2 separate regions of the Homo sapiens genome follow, and region 2 is linked to region 1. A link is a contact called in ENCODE Hi-C or POLR2A ChIA-PET data. All regions are on one chromosome and are shown on one strand. Each heading gives the region's core, a stretch centred on a gene start or an enhancer-like site at or near the end of the contact. The rest is flanking DNA. Distances are from core to core; before and after follow the strand shown.

Region 1 (3,522 bases), core at 694-3,193:
AAAGCAATCATTGGTGTGTATGTGTATGTGCATGCACACACGTGCATATACACATTTGTGTATGTGGAAATGTGCTGGGCAAGTCAAAACTATAGAAGAGTTGCCTCCTGTCTCTCGAATCTTCCAGAGATATCACTTAATTGTTAACAGCTTTTGTGTTAATCCCCTTCAGCCCCTAGCTCTTTTATTCTACCACGGCTGGAGAGTTGATACCTGCAGTCAGCCTGCCAGTGACTCTTAGTGTCTGTTTCTGACTTATTTTTCCTGTCTCTGTCTTCCAACCCCCAATAATATTTCCACCGGGGATGCATCATTTTTACTCCCAATATTCTGTAGAGAGGGAGTCAGGATGCTGTCTTCCCACGAATAGTACTCAGTAACAAACCAATTGCATTTTAGTTGGGCAGTGCTCCCACCCACCCTCCAGATCCCTTCCAGCTAAAACCCTTCCCCCTTCCCTCCATGTGTTTCTCAGTTTCCCGTTTCGTTTGTTGGACTGTTCCACTGCCCCTCCTCCTCACCCTATCACCCATGGATCGTAATGTAAAATTCTTTTACCATGTCAAGAAATTATTAAAAATACAGGTACTTTGACCTCTTTCTAAAGCCGCAGACCCTGGTGCAATGCTCTGGTGGCTAGGGATGTACTCATGCTCATATGTGTGCACGCTTGGACACCCACCTCCATGGACACCTAGCCACCCTGTTGTGTGTCCTTATGCCAGTTGAGCTGAATCTTTTCCCCAGTATAGTGGAAAGACTGAGGCTTCTGCCTACTGAGCAAGGTTGGGTGCTTCATTTGTGTTCAGTCTGAATTATGGGAAAGTTAGCTCTTCCCAGACCTAAGCTGCCTTCTCTCCCTACTTTCAGAAGATCCTAGTTCCTTCCTTCCCGAGTGATACCCATGAACTGCCAGTAGAGGCTGCTATCGTTCCATGTGTAAGGAATGAACTGGTTCAAGGCGCGTCCTACCCAGTCATTTTCTTTACCTTATACTAATTCTTCCTGAATAATGTCTTCAGTTTCTTGAGGAGACTCCTAGTTTTGGTTTTCAAATTACTTGGAGGGCTGCCTAGGAATCTATCTCCCTCTGAAATAAAGTTTCCTCATCTTCCACCTTGCAAGTAGCCTTCTGGTTTCCAATGATCCCCTCGTTGTCTCTGTAAAAAGAGTTTAAGGTCTTGAACAATGGAGGAGCAGCTGCTCTGTTCTGTTTCAGAGATGACTACCAAAAGCTAGCGGTTTGTGAGTGCCTCCCCTGTGCCAGGCTGTTAAGTACCTAATGTGCATGATCACATTTAATCTTCAGGAATCTATAGGATAGTTGTATCTATTTGTTACAGATGAGGACACTGAGACTCAGGATAAGTATTTCCGCTAAGGTTACACAGCTGAGGGAACTGGGATTGGTGGACAAACCTGATTACTAAGCCCAGGCCCTCAGCCACTCCACTGGTTGGAAATGGCCTGACTACAAATCAAGGGCTTGGCATTAGGCAACAAGTAGAATTCAGTGCTTACTGCTGAACATGGCAGTGAATCCTGGAGCTGTTGGGATGCAGTTCCTGCCAGGAGGTAGGAAAATGGACAGCTTAGTGCTTGCATGCAGGCTGCAGAACTTAATTGGGCATCTGAGGTTTGTACTCTTCCTGAGACCCATTCCAGGTGGAAACTGGAGGTTAGCATCGTTAACCCAGATTCCCTTTCATCTGGTCTAAATGATGGAAATCAGTAGTTGGTACTGACTGCTACCAGTGGGAGTTCAGGGGCAAGGAAGAGGCTATGCATGTGGAAGCAGTGCCCTGGGCCAAACCACAGGACAGAAAATTGGAACAGAATTACATAAATCAAGGTCAGAAATTTCCTGCCCAACCCATGGGGTGGAGTTTTCTCCCTTCCTATCCATCCTAGCGAATATAAACCCCGACTTGATGTCAGTAACTGGAAGGAGCAGCTGTTAGAATTCTGATTTCAGCTCTCAGCATCCACCATGCATCTCAAGATAGTCCTGGCGTTCCTGGCACTGTCCCTCATTACCATCTTTGCCCTGGCCTATGTTTTGCTGACCAGCCCAGGTGGTTCCAGCCAGCCTCCCCACTGCCCCTCTGTATCCCATAGGGCCCAGCCCTGGCCACACCCTGGCCAGAGCCAGCTGTTTGCAGACCTGAGCCGAGAGGAGTTGACAGCTGTGATGCGCTTTCTGACCCAGCGGCTGGGGCCAGGGCTGGTGGACGCAGCCCAGGCTCAGCCCTCGGACAACTGCATCTTCTCAGTGGAGCTGCAGCTGCCCCCCAAGGCTGCAGCCCTGGCCCACCTGGACAGGGGGAGCCCCCCACCTGCCCGGGAGGCACTGGCCATCGTCCTCTTTGGTGGACAACCCCAACCCAATGTGAGTGAGCTGGTGGTGGGGCCGCTGCCTCACCCCTCGTACATGCGGGATGTGACTGTGGAGCGTCACGGCGGGCCCCTGCCCTATCACCGTCGCCCGGTGCTGAGAGCTGAGTTTACACAGATGTGGAGGCATCTGAAAGAGGTGGAGCTACCCAAGGCACCCATCTTCCTGTCGTCCACCTTCAACTACAATGGCTCTACCCTGGCAGCTGTGCATGCCACCCCTCGGGGCTTGCGCTCAGGGGACCGAGCTACCTGGATGGCCCTCTACCATAACATCTCAGGGGTTGGTCTTTTCCTTCACCCCGTGGGGCTGGAGCTACTACTGGACCACAGGGCCCTGGACCCTGCCCACTGGACTGTCCAGCAGGTCTTCTACCTTGGGCACTACTATGCAGACTTGGGCCAGTTGGAACGGGAGTTTAAGTCTGGCCGGTTGGAAGTGGTTAGAGTCCCTCTACCTCCACCAAATGGAGCTTCATCCCTGAGGTCTCGGAACTCTCCAGGTCCTCTTCCCCCTCTTCAGTTCTCGCCCCAGGGTTCCCAGTACAGTGTGCAAGGAAACCTGGTGGTATCCTCCCTCTGGTCATTTACCTTTGGCCATGGGGTGTTCAGCGGCCTGAGGATTTTTGATGTTCGGTTCCAGGGTGAGCGAATAGCCTATGAAGTCAGTGTCCAGGAGTGTGTATCTATCTATGGTGCCGATTCACCCAAGACGATGCTGACTCGCTATTTGGATAGCAGCTTTGGACTCGGCCGTAACAGCCGAGGCTTGGTGCGGGGAGTGGACTGCCCCTATCAAGCCACGATGGTGGACATCCATATATTAGTGGGCAAAGGGGCAGTCCAGCTGCTTCCAGGGGCTGTGTGTGTATTTGAGGAAGCCCAGGGACTGCCCCTTCGAAGGCACCACAATTACCTTCAAAATCATTTCTATGGTGGTTTGGCCAGCTCAGCCCTTGTGGTCAGGTCTGTGTCATCTGTGGGCAACTATGACTACATTTGGGACTTTGTGTTGTACCCAAATGGGGCACTTGAAGGGCGGGTCCATGCCACGGGTTATATCAACACAGCTTTCCTGAAAGGGGGAGAGGAGGGCCTCCTCTTTGGGAACCGTGTGGGGGAAAGAGT
Region 2 (3,137 bases), core at 501-3,000, 180 kb after region 1:
AAAAAAAAAAGTTAAGGAACAGTCCCAAAACTTGAACTTACATCAGATTTGGAGTTAACTCATATCAGATTTGGAGTCAGCCACCTGTGGACTGGAGTCCAACTACATTGTGTCTCAGGCTCTGACATCTAACCCAGGCAGGGATGAGACTTAATTCACTGTGGTCTTGCAGTGGCAAAGTAGAAGCATGGAGACCAAGCCTTTAAAACTTTCTGACTTTGGTGTTAACGTTCTGTTCCTCATTTTCCCTTCTGTAACATAGTGATGATGCTGCGTGCTCTAGTTATATTTATATTTTTATTTTTTTGATACAGGGTCTCACTCTGTCACCCAGGCTGAGCGAGGTGGGGCGATCACAGCTCCCTACAGCCTCAAACTCCCGGCTTCAAGCAATCCTCCCACCTCAGCCTCCTGAATAGCTGGGACCACAGGCATGTGTCACCACGCCCGGCTAACTTTATGTTTTACTGCTCTTTGCAGAGCAGGGCTACCCCATAGGCAGCGTGCCTAGAGTGGCCAAACCTAGCTAAGTTTTGATTTTTTTTTCTAGAGAGAGGGTCTCGCTAATGTTGCCCAGGATGGCCTCAAACTCCTGCACGCAAGCAAGCCTTGGCCTCCCAAAGTGCTGAGTTTACAGGCGTGAGCCACCGCGCCCAGCTTCTAGTTATCTTTACAGAATTATTTGCAGCATATATTATTGACTCGAATTGCCTCGATATAAAAAAGCACTTTTTTTTTTTCGAAACTCTATTGCACAAGCTGGAGTGCAGTGAGGCAATCTCGGCTCACTGCAAGCTCCGCCTCCCGGGTTCACGCCATTCTCCTGCCTCAGCCTCCTGAGTAGCTGGGATTACAGGCGCCCACCGTGCGGGTTTCACCGTGTTAGCCAGGATGATAGTCTCGATCTCCTGACCTCTTGATCCGCCCGCCTCGGCCTCCCAAAGTGCTGGTATTACAGGCGTGAGCCACCGCGCCCGGCCTATTGTCAGACTCTTAATCAAGCCTGACTTTTGGGTTTAGCTCTGGCTCCAGCAGAGCAACTCTGGCGGTTGGTTCTTTCTCTTCCTTATCTCCTTGTCCCCAAGCATCCACCAGAGGACGCAGCTCCCCCAAAACTTTCCACCCAGTGCTTGGCTGGAGGAACTCAGTCCACGCTTCTCTGCTAGTCTAGGCCGGCGGTTAAGTCAATGTAACCGGAGACCCGGCTGCCCGTTGCCATGGGGACGGAAAGCTATGATGTCACCACCGTCCGGGTGGGTGTGCTGGGGTTCACCCTCCCATTTCCCCAAGACCCCCTGCCAGGACATAGGCGGACGCGGGAGAGAAAACCAAAGAGGCTCCCTCCTTCCCCTTAGCATCTCTCTCCCGCCGTGTTCAGGAAGTGGATGGCTGCCCCAGCTCTTGTCCGCACTGGTACACCTGCGTGCACGCGTGGGTACACAGCAGGCCCGAGCTTCGCGCTTGTGCCGCTCATATTCTACCCCTAAGAACTTCGCTTGAACTCTGACCTGCCCTTATATCCGAGAAAGTCAAATAAGCCCAGTTCGGCCTGTCCCAAACCGGCAGGGGCCCCTCAGACCACACCGGCGGGCTGGACCCCGGCTCTGAGGCCTCTGTTCCCAGGGCTCCGCCCAGATCTTCTGGGCCCCGCCCCCCGGCTGCGGGGGTGGGAGGAGGGGCCGGGGGGGCGCGGCCGCCTGGCTGGGGGCGGGGCGGAGGGGGGGCCGCGGACCCGGGGCGGGGGCTCGGCGCGGGCCCGCGAGATGCCGGTGTTGGCGGCCCGAGCGGCTGCAGTTGCAGGGGCGGGGGAGGCGGCGGCGGGGCCCGGGAGAGGGGTGGCGTGGGGGACCGGCGCGTAGCCGGGACCATGGAGGGGCAGAGCGGCCGCTGCAAGATCGTGGTGGTGGGAGACGCAGAGTGCGGCAAGACGGCGCTGCTGCAGGTGTTCGCCAAGGACGCCTATCCCGGGGTGAGGGACCTGCGTCTTGGGAGGGGGACGCTAAGGCTGCTGGGGGGTGGGTGACAGGGGCCCTGGCGACGGATGGGAATGGGTACTCGGGTAACCAGGGACAAGAGACAGGGGGTCGGAGGACGCGGGGAGGCCTTGAGGGCTCAGGAAGGACTGCAGAGGATTGGGGTGGGAGGAATTAGGGAGCAGGGTGAGATAGATGGGGTTTGGGAGAACCAGAGCATCCGGGAGGGAGGGCGAGGGGAATGTCGGAGGTCCTGGGCAATGGAGAGGGGAAGAACTAGGGGGCTGAAGGGACCAGAAGGGAACAGGAGGAGGTCTGGGAGCTTAGCAGAGATTCTCCGGGGGGGGGGGGGGGGGGGCAGGAGCTCCCGGGATCTCCCCTTTGCCCAATCCCAGACCAACTTGTGTCCAGGGGCTGGGCTGGACGGGGTGTGGGAGTGAGGAGGGCATTTATCTGGGGTGAGGACTTGGAGAGATGATCTCATCTGGATCCATCCGTGTCTGCAGAGTTATGTCCCCACCGTGTTTGAGAACTACACTGCGAGCTTTGAGATCGACAAGCGCCGCATTGAGCTCAACATGTGGGACACTTCAGGTAGCCAAGTCCCTGGGGGTCACCCTGACTTCCAAGGCGGCCCACTCTGTCCCCTCCCTTGGTTAGACCCTTAGGTTCCAGGTAAGCCCAGCCCATCCATCCAATTCCAACAGGAAGGGAAAAATCAATATTCTGCTAAAATCCAGGGAAACTGAGGTAGAACTTGCAGAGCCTGACAGAAACCATGTCCTGAAGGAGAAAGCCTAGGATCTGAGCCCCTCAGCTGGGTCCTGCCTACCTGGGAAAGTTGGGAAGGAATGGCTTTTAATTTGGAACATGTTCCTTCAGAGATAAGACTGGGTTTAGAAAAGACATTTAGAGGCCAGGCACGGTGGCTCACGCCTGTAATCCTAGCACTTTGGGAGGCTGGGGTGGGGGGATCACCTGAGGTCAGGAGTTTGAGACCAGCCTGGCCAACATGGTTGAAACTCCGTCTCTACTAAAAATACAAAAATTAATCGGGCGTGTGGCACGTGCCTGTAATCTCAGCTACCAGGAGGCTGAGGCAAGAGAATCGCTGGAACCTGGGAGGCGGAGGCTGCAGTGAGCCGAGATCATGCCGCTGCACTC

What was found. Hi-C counts contacts between places; a loop is a spot of excess contacts on that map. ChIA-PET counts read pairs that join two places held with the same protein, here RNA polymerase II (POLR2A). Pooled maps may share reads with other maps.
Region 2: a pooled map shows a loop between it and region 1 (5-fold over the local background). The contact joins the promoter of RND2 here to the promoter of AOC2 in region 1. A Hi-C loop is called at or near these places in 5 of 50 pooled maps. POLR2A ChIA-PET finds 5 or more read pairs at or near these places in 4 of 52 experiments (A549, MCF 10A, activated T-cell and 1 more).

The regions. Positions count from the first base shown.
Region 1 is chr17:42,842,637-42,846,158 of GRCh38, forward strand. It overlaps AOC2 (amine oxidase copper containing 2), which reads left to right and starts at 1,944. Exons shown (of 4, transcript NM_009590.4): 1 at 1,944-3,522. The coding sequence starts at 1,991. PSME3 (proteasome activator subunit 3) reads left to right here. Exons shown (of 11, transcript NM_005789.4): 11 at 1-1,124.
Region 2 is chr17:43,023,481-43,026,617 of GRCh38, forward strand. RND2 (Rho family GTPase 2) reads left to right here and starts at 1,751. Exons shown (of 5, transcript NM_005440.5): 1 at 1,751-1,969; 2 at 2,480-2,567. The coding sequence starts at 1,868. RefSeq lists a silencer at 1,575-1,714.